Linked DNA regions of Homo sapiens: all the other regions are linked to region 1. A link is a contact called in ENCODE Hi-C or POLR2A ChIA-PET data. All regions are on one chromosome and are shown on one strand. The core of a region is the stretch at or near the end of the contact, and the rest is flanking DNA. Distances in the headings are between cores, read along the strand shown.

Evidence for each region. A loop is a pair of places that touch in the nucleus more often than their neighbours do. ChIA-PET counts read pairs that join two places held with the same protein, here RNA polymerase II (POLR2A). Pooled maps may share reads with other maps.
Region 2: a map of dorsolateral prefrontal cortex shows a loop between it and region 1 (9-fold over the local background). The contact joins the promoter of RAD52 here to the enhancer-like site in region 1. A Hi-C loop is called at or near these places in 47 of 168 maps with a recorded cell type or tissue (A673, B cell, CD4-positive, alpha-beta T cell and 34 more), 37 of 37 single-sample maps with no recorded cell type and 39 of 50 pooled maps. POLR2A ChIA-PET finds 5 or more read pairs at or near these places in 11 of 52 experiments (B cell, CD4-positive, alpha-beta T cell, CD4-positive, alpha-beta memory T cell and 8 more).
Region 3: a map of mesothelial cell of epicardium shows a loop between it and region 1 (28-fold over the local background). The contact joins two enhancer-like sites. A Hi-C loop is called at or near these places in 101 of 168 maps with a recorded cell type or tissue (A673, B cell, CD14-positive monocyte and 60 more), 37 of 37 single-sample maps with no recorded cell type and 40 of 50 pooled maps. POLR2A ChIA-PET finds 5 or more read pairs at or near these places in 14 of 52 experiments (CD4-positive, alpha-beta T cell, CD4-positive, alpha-beta memory T cell, HCT116 and 10 more).

What each region holds. Positions count from the first base shown.
Region 1 is chr12:813,660-818,336 of GRCh38, reverse strand. WNK1 (WNK lysine deficient protein kinase 1) reads right to left here. Exons shown (of 28, transcript NM_018979.4): 2 at 4,523-4,677. Among named protein-coding and RNA genes, the nearest start is that of WNK1, 63 kb to the right of the region's middle. Within about 2 kb of position 1,781, at least 2 of the 41 ENCODE cell types and tissues checked have a DNase peak (open chromatin) inside an H3K27ac peak, as active enhancers do; they include dorsolateral prefrontal cortex and tibial artery, where a contact is called at or near this core.
Region 2 is chr12:947,067-951,903 of GRCh38, reverse strand. It overlaps RAD52 (RAD52 DNA repair protein), which reads left to right and starts at 2,210. Exons shown (of 12, transcript NM_134424.4): 1 at 2,210-2,302. RefSeq lists enhancers at 1,988-2,257, 1,721-2,379, 2,808-2,887, 2,380-3,038.
Region 3 is chr12:587,969-592,259 of GRCh38, reverse strand. All of the region lies in intron 1 of NINJ2 (ninjurin 2), which reads left to right. It also overlaps the pseudogene RNU7-103P. Among named protein-coding and RNA genes, the nearest start is that of NINJ2-AS1, 41 kb to the left of the region's middle. Within about 2 kb of position 1,884, at least 8 of the 41 ENCODE cell types and tissues checked have a DNase peak (open chromatin) inside an H3K27ac peak, as active enhancers do.

The sequences.
Region 1 (4,677 bases), core at 532-3,031:
CTACTGCAAGTCTAATGCTCTTTCTACTTAATAAACCCTCCTGTTGGCATAAGCCTCTGAAGCTCAGAAACTGAAAATTTCTTTTTAATTGTAAAAAGAAAAAGAACTTAGATAATGTGCAATTAAAGAAAAAATACGCTGCCTGGCTGGAGGAAGGGAAATGCAGAGTAACTGCTTAATGGGCACAGAGTGTTCTGAGGTGATTAAAATGTTGAGTAACTTGATAGATGTGGTACTTACAAAACATTGTGAATGTACTAAGTGCCACTGAATTGTACTTTCTAAAATGTTAATTGTATGATATTTGAATTTCATGTCTATTTAAAAAAATACATCTAAATTTATCTCAACTTTTAATCCAAATTTTTTTTCTTTTTCTTTTTTTGAGATGGAGTCTCACTCTGTCACCCAGGCTAGAGTGCAGTGGCACAATCTCGGCTCACTGCAACCTCCACTTCCGGGGTCAAGCGATTCTCTTGCCTCAGCCTCCCGGGTAGCTGGGATTACAGGCGCCCGCCATCATGCCCAGCTAATTTTTCGTATTTTTAGTAGAGATGGGGTTTCACCATGTTGGACAGGCTGGTTTCGAACTGACCTCAGGTGATCCTGACCTCAGGTGATCCATCCGCCTCAGCCTCTCAAAGTGCTGGGATTACAGGTGTGAACTACCACGCCTGGCCTTAATCCAAATTTTCTGACTCATACATTCCCATCTTATTTTTCAGCTATGGGTGTTTTATCTGTTTCAATGTAAATATACATAGAGAACAAAGGTAGAAACTCGAAAGGTCCAAAAAGCACGCATTTTGGAATTAATTCCCATTCCTTCCCAATCTGCCTCTCCAAATGCTGCCAATGGTCCTAGTTATCCATTCTTCCAGAAATGAATATGAATGTTTTCAATCTACTTGCTTAGGAATCTGTATACATTCTCAATCAGAATTCTTAAATTCTGAAATTTTTCTTTTTCTCATTCTCTCTACTTTTTCATTTTTATTTTTGAGATGGAGTCTCGCTCTGTCACCCAGGCTGGAGTGCAGAGGCACGATCTCGGCTCATTGCAACCTCCACCTCCTGGGCTCAAGTGATTCTCTGCCTCAGCCTCCAGAGTAGCTAGGACTACAGGGAAACCCCTTTTAGATAATTAAATCTATCTGGGTCTTCTCACTACTATGTCATCCTCTTTAAATATTTTCTGTCTTTTTTGTGTGTTCTGTTGCTCATTTCTTCGTAGTTAATATTCCTGTCAATTCAATTCAGTCTGCTGTTTAACCGTTAGACCATTTATGTTTGAATTTTAATGTTCTTATTTCTAGAAGTTCTTCAGAAGCTTTTAAATTATGCCTGTCTTTTTTTTCTTTGGTGTCTTTTTCCTTCAATTCCTTCTTTTCTCTTTATACACTTCATATACACTTACAAATATCTTTACTGACATCATTATGTAAATAATTGTTTGTAATCACTTTCAGACTTGTCCATGATATCCTTAATTGTTGCAGTGCTATTTTCTGGTTGTGTCTATTCACCTTCATTGGTGTGATTTGTAATTTAATTGTGAGGTCATCTTCTTTGGAAACAGTTTTGCCTCTGGACACTGACCAAGGAACTGTGAAAATGTCCCCGGGAGTTTTCTTTCCGTTCCTGATCAATTATCATGTATGTTCTTCGGTTTGGGATTCCTGTACCAAGTAGATGGTACAAATTTATGTTATAGCGCCATCTACATATGAGATGGAAGAATACCAAACAGGCTGGGCACCGTGGCTCATGCTTGTAATCCCAGCAGTTTGGGAGGTCAAATCGGGATGAGGCCAAATCAGGATGAGCTCAGGAGTTTGAGAGCAGCCTGGGCAACAAAATAGACACTGTCTCTACTAAAAAAAAAAAAATTGTTTTTTTATTAGACAGGTATGGTGGTGAGCAACTATAGTCCCAGGTAGTGGGGAGGCTGAGGTGGAAGGATTCCCTGAGCCCAGGAGTTTGAGGCTGCAGTGAGCTATGATTGTGCTGCTGCACTCTGTCCTGGGCAACCGAGTGAGACCCTGTCTCCAAAAAAAGAAAAAGAAAAGATTAGTTTACAGAATAATTAAGAACACTGGTAGCATTTGATGTGAATTTCTATTTTTCATAGGTCTCCCCTCTTATCCACAGTCTTCTGCACACAGGTAAAATTCCTTGCAGCTTTCACTGGCTAGAGCACTGAGGTCTCTCTTTTCACGGATAGTTCAGTTTTTTGACACAGGCTAAGTTCTAGCTCCCCTCTCTACCTAGTTCTAAGGCTTTCTGTCCTTGCATGGACATTAAAACTAGCATCAACTCCTCAACCAATATGTGGTCTAAAATCCCAGAGTATAAGTTCCTGTTTTGGCTTTGAGTTATCTCTGCTTATTATCTGGAGGTTAACCTTTCTTTCCTTAAAGCTTAGACACGTATTGGAAAAAACTTTTATTATATTCCACATTTCAGTTTGTTGGTGTGGGACAGCCATTCCACAGGGGCTTATTACCCCACTATGTTACCCAAAGCTCCTCAATATAGTTTTTAAAACAAGTAAACCATTGTATTTTAGAGTAATCTTAGGCATGCCAGACAAACTGTTGACAACCAAGTAAGTATCCAAACCAGTGGAAAGAATCTCAAGATGTACACATAATTATTACCACATAATTCTCCTTAATTCATTCAAACACTTATTATTCAGTATTAGACACTTCCAGTAGAATGTGATATCTAGCACTTGTTCATAGTACTAGGTATATAGTGCTAGTTAGCACATTCTAATGGAAGAAAAGAGAGTATCAAGAAGCCTGACTAACTAGGATAAAGGTATTGCCATAAACAAGAGTGGAAGTTGGATAAAGAAATTAGAATTTGCAGGACAGAAATGATCTGTTCATGTTTCAACATGCTAACCGTAAGCATTTCAGAAAACATGCAAGTGACTATATCCAGGTGCTGTAACACTGTATTCCAATGATCTGGAATTAATCAGCTCAGCAGTATTAACTTTAACAATTAATAAAGAATATATGCCACAGTGATAATTTAAAAATATCCAATTTCACCAAATAAAAAATTTATACAAGGTAACTTACTACAGGTTCTTCTCTGAGTAAAAACAGATCCTCTAAGATACCAGGGGTCCCCAACCACTGAGCCACAGATCAATATCAGTCCATGGCCTTTTAGGAACCTGGCCACACAGCAGGAGGTGAGTGGCAGGCGAGCAAGCAAAGCTTCATCTGTATTTACAGCCGCTCCCTCACTGCTCGCATTACCACCTGAGCTCTGGCTCCTGTCAGCAGCATTAGATTTCTCACAGGGCCATGAACCCTACTGTGAACTGTGCATGCAAGGGATCTAGGTTGAGCGTTCGTTATGAGAATCTAATGCCTGATGATCTGCCCTGTCTCCCATCACCCCCAGATGGGACAGTTGAGTTGCAGGAAAACAAGCTCAGGGCTCCCACTGATTCTACATTATGGTGAGTTGTATAACTATTTCATTATATATTTTAATGTAATAATAATAGAAATAGAGTGCACAATAAATGTAATGTGCTTGAATCATTCCAAACTTCCCCAGCCCCACCCCCGCACCAGTTCATGGAAAAACTGTCTTCCATGAAACCAATCCCTGATGCCAAAAAGGTTGGGGACTGCTGCTCTAAGAAACCTGGGATTACAAAGGCATACTCCAACACTTACCAAAAGCTCTTTACAATAAGTAACGGGAAATTTCTGCATTAAACCTATTTCTGTGAAAGGAATGATAGATCTAGCTATTTGGGGATTAATTTCTGATGTTATGGGAAATGGAACTAAAAGTATTTTTTAAGTGATAACTGTCACAATATAATCTGCATCTGATATAAAAGTTGCAGGGATATAGCAAAGCACAATACAAATGAAAAAAATAGGTAGTTTCTCAATAAACCTTAATCTCATTTTAACCACTAGAGGGCTACCTTGACATTTGATTTCTGATTCCTTAGCCACTCTTTTTTTTTTTTTTTGGAGACAGAGTCTCACCTAGGCTGGAATGAAGTGAGGTGATCTCAGCTCACTGCAACCTCCGCCTCCTAGGTTCAAGCGATTCTCCTGCCTCAGCCTCCCAAGTAGCTGGGGTTACAGGTGCACGCCACCATGCCCGGCTAATTTTTGTACTTTTAGTAGAGACGGGGTTTCACCACGTTGGCCAGGCTGGTCTCGAACTCCTGACCTCAGGTGATCCAACCTCAGGTGATCCGCCTGCCCCGGCCTCCCAAAGTGCTGGGATTACAGGCATGAGCCACCACACTCGGCCATAACTTCTCATTTCAATACTTACCAAGAAATAATTATCAAATCACTTTATATACTAGAGGACTTTGTGGGCAAGGAAATATGCTAATACAGTAACAGTTGGAAGGACTGTTCCCTTCTTAGGCTGAACAACCAAAGTGAAACTGGTAGACCTGAAATTTAAAAAATCAAATTCTCTCATACTTCTTGGTCAGCTTTTGTAATACTGATGAACTTACGTTTTAAGTGTTCCAGACGTCATAAGTTCAGTCACCAAAACAATGCACTTCTTTCCTTTTACTGTGGATTCCCAGGAATCATAAAATCTAACAATATTGGGATGCTGAAGACCTTTTAACATTTCAGCTTCTTCTTTAAATCTCTGCCTCTCAGA
Region 2 (4,837 bases), core at 961-3,460, 130 kb before region 1:
TACATTTACCCCAAAAATTATGTTTCAGAATTTATAAAATTCAGCTAAAGGAGTTCTTAGAGGAAAATTTATAGTTTAATAGTTTAAATGCCTTTACTTAAAACAAAAAAAGGTTAAAATCATAAGAAACAAAAAGAAAGAAAAGTAAAGTAAACCTAAAGTGAGCAGAAGAAAGGAAGTGATGAAGATAACAATGAAAATCAGTGAAACAAACAAATGGAAAAACAATTGTAGTAATTAATAAAACCATGAGCTGGTTCTTTGAAAAGACAGGTAAAATTAATAAACATCTAGCTGGACTAGTGAAAAAAGGAGAGGACACAAATTACCAAAATCAGAAATGAAAGGACACAACAAAGAAAACAACAGAGTGAGAGAAAATATTTGCAAACCATATATCCAATAAGGGGTTACTATCCTATTCTAAATATGTGAAGAAAGCAAACAACTCATAGCAAAATCAGATCACACGACTAAAAAGGGGGCAAAGGGCACCAGGTGCACTGGTTTACACCTGTAATCCCAGTGCTTTGGAAGGCTGAGACAGGAGAATTGCTTGAGGCCAGGAGTTGTGAAAAGCCTGGACAACATAGAAAGACCTTGTCTCTACAAAAAAATTTTAGATTAGCCAGGTGTGGTGACATATGCTTGTAGTCCCAGCTACCTGGGAAGCTGAGGTGGGAGGATCACTTGAGCCCAGGAGTTAGAGGTTGCAGTGAGCCATGATTGCAGCACTGCAGTACAGTCTGGGCAACAGCTTGATAGCTTGAGACCCTGACTCTTTAAAAAAAAAATCATTTATCAAAAGATGACATACAAATGATCAACAGGTTCATAAAAATGCTCAATATTGGCTGGGCACAGTGGCTCACACCTGTAATCCCAGCACTTTGGGAGGCTGAGGTGAGCAGATCACCTGAGGTTGGGAGTTCGAGACCAGCCTGACCAACATGGAGAAACCCTGTCTCTACTAAAAATTCCCCAGAGGCTGGGGAATAAGGGGCTGGGGGAGATAATGGGGAGATGAAGATGTTGGTCTCAGGGTACAAAGTTAACAGTTAAACAGGAGGAATACAATTTTGAGATTTATTGCACAGCATAGTGACTATAGTTAATAATAATTTATTGTATATTTCAAAATTTCTAAGAGAGTAAGTTGAAAATATCTCGCCACAAAAAGAATGATAAGTGGGCTAGGTGCAGTGGCTCATACCTGTAATCCTAGCACTTTGGGAGGCTGAGGCAAGAGGATCACTTGAGGCGAGGAGTTCAAGACCAGCCTGGGCAACATAGCAAGACCCTGTCGCTACAAAAACTTTTTTTTTTTTTTTTGAGACGGAGCCTCGCTCTGTCGCCCAGGCTGGAGTGCAGTGGGGCGATCTCGGCTCACTGCAGGCTCCGTCCCCCGGGGTTCACGCCATTCTCCTACCTCAGCCTCCCGAGTAGCTGGGACTACAGGCGCCCGCCACCACGCCCGGCTAATTTTTTGTATTTTTAGTAGAGACAGGGTTTCGCCATGTTGCCCAGGCTGGTCTCGAACTCCTGACCTCGTGATCAGCCCGCCTCGGCGTCCCAAAGTGGTGGGATTACAGGCCTGAGCCACCACGCCCGGCCCCAGGGGACATTCTAGAGGGGACTTCGCCCCCCAAGCCGCACTTCTCCATTTCCCTGCGGTCGTCGCTAACCGAAGGCGCCATCCGGTGACGACTGGATGTGCGCGGCGGTGGTGAGAGGCCGCGAGAACCACCAGGTCCACCGCTGCCTCGGCCCGGGCGGAATCTGGGAAGGTCTCTGACAACCATTCATCCTCAGATTTTCCCAATTGTGCATGGGTGGGCGGGCCCCGCATCCTAATGGGCACTGGGCATGTGAAGTGTGAACCACCCGGGCCTAACTAGCCGCTGAAGGCCTGACGAAACCGCCAGGCCCACCAGGGGGCAGCAGAGATCCGACGGCCGCGGACCGAGGGAAGCTGGCGGGAAGTAGGAGGCAGAGGGCGCGCAGGGAAGCGGCAGGGCGAGCGGCTCAGAACGTAAAAGCCAGCACCGCGCCTCCAGGTTGCTTTACGGCTGCCGCAGAAGGCTTTGCGGCTCTTTTCCCCTCCGACTTGATTTACGGTTCCTTCTCTGGTCTGTGTTTTTTTTTTTCCCCCTCCGGCGCTGGGCGTGGGTTCGGACCTTCTTCCCAGAGACGCTCGCGCACCCTTCCCATTCTCCTCTGCGCGGCCTCCATCTAAGATCTCTTCCCCTTGTCCATAGCCTAGATCGAGCTCCCTGTGTGCACCGCGCGCTGCCCGAGGCGCGTAAGTGGGGGAGGAGAGCGGCTTCCCCCGGGGTGGTTCTAGCCGTGGGTGTGGAGCGTGGGAAGGCTCAGCTTCCGGGTCGAGAACCTGGGGCTGCGGTGGACCTGATCCTGAGGTCTCAGCGTAGAGATGCTGAGTCCAGAGGCCTGTTCTAGTTCACCAGTGCAGTGAGGGGCTCAGTATCCGGGCCTCCCGAGAGGTGGGTAGGAAGGCGGGGTACAGGAAACTTGGCACCAACGCGCCGGGACCCCACCGCGGTGCGGACAGCCAGGTGTCCGTGGTGGCGCTTCCTTGGAGATGCTGCCTGCAGACAGGCGTGGGGAATCTGAAGTTTGTGTTAATAGCTAAACGAAGTTGAGTTGCAGGGAGCGGGGGACGCTGGGAAGAAATGATTGATTTAAAAGGAATTTGACGCCGGGCATGGTGGCGGCATGCCCCCATGTTCCCTGGAGGTCAAGCCTGCAGTGAGCCGAGATCGCACCCGTACCACGACACTCCGTCCCGGGCGACAGAGCGAGACCCTGTCACGGGGGAAAAAATAAAAATAAAAATTTGACGCTCACTTTAGCTGAGTATTGAGCCTTGTTATAACATTGAGATAGAGGTCTGGCGCGGCGTCTCACACCTGTAATCCCAGAACTTTGGAAGGCCGATGCGGGAGGATCGCTTGAGGCCAGGAGTTCTACGCCAGCCTGGCTAACATAGCGAAACCCCGTCTCTACTAAAAATACAAAACTAGGCAGGCCTGGTGGCGGGCGCCTGTAATCCCCGCTACTCGGGAGGCGGAGGCATGAGAATCGCTTGAACCCAGTAGGCAGGTGTGCCGGTAAGCCGACATCGCACCACTGCACTCCAGCCTGGGGGACAGAGCGAGAATCCATCCAAAAAAAAAAAAGTTATAATTCACGTACAATTAAATTCACTCCCTTTTTTAAAAAAAAGTGGAGACATAGTCTCGCTCTGTTGCCCAGGCTGGAGTACAGTGGCGCCGTCTCGGCTCACTGCAACGTCCGCCTCCTGGGTTCAAGCGATTCTTTGCTTCAGCCTCTCAAGTAGCTGGAATTACAGGCGCATACCACCACACCCAGCTACTTTGTATTTTTCACCATGTTGGTTAGGCTGGTCTCGAACTCCTCGCCCTTCCAAAGTTCAGGGATTACAGGTGTGAGCCACCACACCCAGTCTAAATTCACCCTTTTAAAGTGTGCAATTCAGTGGTTTTAATATATTCACAAGGTTGTGCAATCACCACTATTATCTAATTCCAGAACATTTTTATCATCCCTAAAAGAAACCTTAAAACCATTAGCAGACACCCATTATTTCCTCCTACTCCCAGCAGCACTAATCTATGAATTTACCCATTCTCAGTACTGTATTATACAATATTTGTTCTTTTGTGTTTGGTTTATTTCACTTCATGATTCAAAGTCCATCTATGTTGTATGTAGCATGTATCAACTTCATTTTTTAAATAACTGAATTATTTATTGTGTGGATATACCACATTTTGTTTCTCCATTTTTGATGGATACTGGTGATTTTCTAGGCTTTCTAGGTCTAGTCCTCCACAGAACTCGCAGTCTGAGGCACAGACATTTAAAACTTAAGTTTTTGGAAACTAGCATTTAACTCTTGGGTTGGGTCAGGTAATTCAGTGGCCTCAGGTCTGGTATCGTTTAGGGCAGTTTTTTTTTTGTTTTTTTTTTTTTTTTGAGATGAAGTTTCACTCTTGTTGCCCAGGGTGGAGTGCAATGGCGTATCTGGGCTCACTGCAACCTCACCTCCTGGGTTCAAGCGCTTCTCCTATCTCAGCCTCCTCGGTAACTGGGCTTACAGGCGCATGCCACTATGCCCGGCTAATTTTTGGTATTTTTAGTAGAGACAGGGTTTCACCATGTTGGCCATGCTGGTCTCGAACTCCTGACCTCAGGTGATCCACCCATCTCGGCCTCCCAAAGTGCTGGGATTACAGGTGTGAGCCACCGCGCCTGGGTGGGAGTTTTGTTTTTTTGTTTGTCTGTTGTTTTTTGGGGGGACAGAGTTTCTCTCAGCCTCCTCGGTAACTGGGCTTACAGGCGCATGCCACTATGCCAGGCTAATTTTTGGTATTTTTAGTAGAGACAGGGTTTCACCGTGTTGGCAATGCTGGTCTCAAACTCCTGACCTCAGGTGATCCACCCGCCTCGGCCTCCCAAAGTGCTGGGATTACAGGTGTGAGCCACCACACCTGGGCGGGAGTTTTGTTTTTTTGTTTGTCTGTTGTTTTTTTGGGGGGACAGAGTTTCGCTCTTGTTGCCCAGGCTGGACTGCAGTGGCGAGATCTTGACTCACTGCCACTTCTGCCTCCTGGATTCAAGCGATTCTCCTGCCTCAGCCTCCCGAGTAGCTGGGATTACAGGTGTGCACCACCACACCCGGCTAATTTTGTATTTTTAGTAGAGAAGGGGTTTCTCCATGTTGGTTACGCTGGTCTCGAACTCCCTACCTCAGGTGATCCTCCCGCCTTGGCCTCCCAAAGTGTTGGGATTACAG
Region 3 (4,291 bases), core at 635-3,134, 230 kb after region 1:
CCTAACTGTTTTATGTGTGCCCTACTGTTGTCGCAGCAGCCCAGTGAGGTAGGGACTATCTTTTATCCCATTTTGCACTTGGGGACACTATGGCTCAGACAACTTAGCTTGTTCAAGGTCACCTAGCAGCAGGCAGTAAAGCCAGACTTGACCCCATTCTGGCTTCAAAGTTCCTATTTTTCATCTGTCACAGATTAATGGTAAGTTCACCGAGAATGCAAACAAGATATGCGTTTGGCTACAGCCTGGCGGCTGGGGCTCCAGGCCTTCAGGCTAAAGGAGCAGTTGGAAGGATGAGCAGAGCAGGAGGGGCAAAGGGAGTGACCCGGGAAAAACGCCTGGGGGCCTCTGTTTGCTCAAAATTGACTAGTTAAGTCACACACCATACCTGCCGCCGGCCACGTCACTCTTTCAGAAGGCTTTCCTGTTCTAATGAGGCCCAGAACCTGAGAAATATCTCTAAAGAAACACCCTTGGCCCTTGCAGCCAGCTCCCACAAAGTCTGGCAGCACCCCCAGCCCAGCTGCACGATAAGATAAGACGTGCCCAAGGGACCTGGGGCGAGAAGCCAGACTGGTGACACTGCACTGCTCCCTCCGTGACATCTGTTCACAGCAGACACTGTCCCTCCAGGGACTCGGAGCTCAGCCAAAAGGCCCCTGCTTTTAAGACCAGCTCTATGGAACTCCGCTAGCACTGCCCATCCAGAGAGCTTCTGCAATCAGAGTTGCCCCCAACCCTCTGACCAACCTAGTAGGTGAATCAGCACTCAGTCCTGGGCAGCAGGTCTTAGTAGTCATGACTAGCAGAAAGGACCTTGCATCAGGAGAGCGCACAGCCCCAGGTTGTTGACGTGTGTGCAGCTGGGCATGAGTGACAGGGCTATTTCTGCCCACCAAAGTGCTCTCAGCAAGCAGGAGGTGAAGGGAGATGCTGCCGGGAATTGTAAGATCTAGGCATGGCACCCGCTGCTTGAACCCTGCTAAGGACTGGGGCCCCAACACCCTGCAGTACCTAAACTGCCCTGATGGTTGGTTCACACAGACCACATGATGGTGAGAGGCCCTCACAGCACTGAATCCAGAAACAGGAGCCAGAGAACCTAGGGACTGTCATACCATTTTGAAAAGAGGCACCACTCTCGCTGAACTTCTTTTCTCTGCCACCTCCCTATAACCTTGATAGTGAGTGCTAGTGTCCTGGATTCTGATCAGCTGTAAGCATCAGCCTCCCTATAACCTTGATAGTAAGTGCTAGTGTCCTGGGTTCTGATCAGCTGTAAGCATCAGCCTCCCAGTAACCTTGATAGTAAGTGCTAGTGTCCTGGGTTCTGATCAGCTGTAAGCATCAGCCTCCCTATAACCTTGATAGTAAGTGCTAGTGTCCTGGGTTCTGATCAGCTGTAAGCATCAGCCTCCCAGTAACCTTGATAGTAAGTGCTAGTGTCCTGGGTTCTGATCAGCTGTAAGCATCAGCCTCCCTATAACCTTGATAGTAAGTGCTAGTGTCCTGGGTTCTGATCAGCTGTAAGCATCAGCCTCCCTATAACCTTGATAGTAAGTGCTAGTGTCCTGGGTTCTGATCAGCTGTAAGCATCAGCCACAAAGGACTATGCCCTTGACAGGCTTCCAGGCGCCCTGGGCAGTGGCTGGGCGGACTGCTGTAATCCCACCAGGCAGCTGCATCTGTGCAGGTTCCCGCAGGTGCCCCTTTCACACAAGAGCCACGTTCCTGGAAAGTTGTTCATCAACTGAGTCCTATTGGGGCTGCAACGCTGAGGGTGCGTTTTTAGACTATGAAGGCACAAAGTTGCCACCCAGCCAGAGGCACAGGGTGTCGTCTTCCACCCCTCCCTTTCCCCACCCTCAGCATCCAATCGCTCACCCAGTCCTGCCAGTTCTGTTTCCTCACCCTCTCTTGGGGCAGTCCCATTTTTATACCCACTGCCAATGCTGTGCTGCAGACCTCCAGCAGGGCTCCCGCGCGTGGCTCTCCGCTCCAGCCCATCCTTCGAGCCGCTTCCATCATGGTCCTGCTAAAATGCTGCTACAGCACATTGGGAGGCTGAGGCAGGAGGACCACTTGTTTGGGACCAGGATTCCAGACCAGCCTGTGCAATATAGCAAGACACCGTCTCTACAGAAAATAACGAAAATAAAAAATAAGACGCTGCTCTAAGGATGCCACTGGCTGCGGATAACCTTCCTACTGCTCCCTGCTGCCCTCAGGACAAAGCCTAAGTGCCTCATCAGCCCCTCCCTGATCCGCTGCCCCACACCGCTCCACCTCTGCCTTCCACCTGTACCCTAGGACCCCTTGGGTCCTGACAGGGAGACCCCGCCCTCTCTGAGACGGCTGCCACAGCAGCCCATCTGCCTCACCCCACGGAGGAAAACTGAGTCCAGGAGACAATCCCCCCCTAAATTTACCAACTGTTTCCCCCCTTCCAGAAGTTTCTTGAGAGCAGGAGCCATATGGATTCGTCTCTGCATGCCCAGCCTGAGACATCAGTGCCTAGGACTCAGGAGGCATACCCAGCACATGCTTGTAGAAGAAAGAAAGAAACAGGGAAGGTGTTTTTTGCTATTTATCGCATATTTAATTTCATCTTTATTATATTTTTCCTGATTGTAACAGGATGATGTCTTAGGTGTGAAAAATTAGAAGTGGAAGTGTTAGAGCTCTTCTAGAATTTGTCTAGCAGGTTCTCTGGTTTTTACTGAAACCAAACTCCCATGAGAAAACAACCTACAATTGGGAAAATACATAACTTAGAAAGAAAGGGAAAGTCTTTAGTGTGATAGAAATTCCTCCCATATCTGTTTCCTGTGCTTATTCTAATGCATTGAAATATAAAGTAGATCCTCTGAATACTTTGTTTCATTTTTACCAATATAGAATCATATCATGTTCTTACTGACTTGCTCCCCACTAAATACATTTTAGATATCTTCTGTATCTAATCATAGGGATCTACCTCATTCTTTTTGTTTTGTTTCATTTTGTCCATTGTTTTTTACTGATTGAACAAGAACACCTCTCTCTTTTCAAAGACACATGTAGTATTTAATTGTGTGGTTGTAGGCCAGCTTATTTAGCCCACACACCCTTGATTACAATTTGGCTCATTCCCAGTTTTTGACATTATCAATAATGATGCATGGAATAGCTTGTCTTTTTGAGCTTTGGGGAGCATTTTCTGTGGGAGACTTATTCTGTGGGAGACTCCTAGAAGTGGACTTACTAGGTAAGACTATTTTAAATTTTAATAGATAATTGTCAGATTGTCCTCCAAAAAAAAATGATTGTAACAATTCTGGTACGTTTGGTAGTAATTTACATTTCTACCAAGGACGTGAAAGTGCTTGCTTAGCCATGTCTTCACCAACACTGAGTATTATCAGTCTCTTAAGTCTTCGCCAATCATGTAGGCTATCATATCTATTACACAGATTTGTGATGTTTCTTCAGGGGCTTGCTTGTTTGTACTCAGTTTTTCTGTTGGCTCATTTTTAAGGCCTCCACAGACTTCAGGATAATCAGTCCTTTGTGCTCTGTGCAGCAGTGTTCCCCCCGTTTCTCTTTGTCTCCTGATTTTGTGTGGTGTGTGGTGGTCGAGGAAATGGCTGGAGCACACACTCTGAAGGCAGGCTACTGGGTTTTGTCTGTAACTTACTGGCTGAATGACCATAGTTTAGTTACTTAACCTCAGAGTCCCTTAGATAAGGACAGTACTTATCCCAGGGATTGTTATGAGAATGACACGACTTCAGATATATAAAGTGTTCTGTGCAGGGTTTGACATGAAATGAGCGCTATAAGTGTATATGCTATTATTATTTTGCATTCAAATAATTTTAATTTTATGCAGTCAAATGTATTAATCCTTTATGGCTTCCGGATTTGATGTCATAGTTATAAAGGTTTTCCTCATTCTAAGATTAGAAAGAGATTCACAAAGGGGACTATTTGAAGGAGTCTGCGGGGAGTCCATTTGCAAGATGTCTCCTCCTCCCTTCCCTCCCTTCTGTCCCTTCCGTCCCCTCCGTCCCTTCCGTCCCCTCCGTCCCTTCCGTCCCTTCCGTCCCTTCCGTCCCTTCCCTTCCTTCCGCCATTTTGCTGTCTTGTAAATTGATTTGGCTTTTCACATAGTGGGAATTTTTTTCAAGGGGAAACCTATCTGTGTTTACATAGTGGAAGGATGATACACTGGTCTGGGGACTATGTTGGCTGTCGTGTCATGCCTAAAGTGTAGGCCTGTGTAGGTCGTCCCCTCCCTTCATGGATAAAA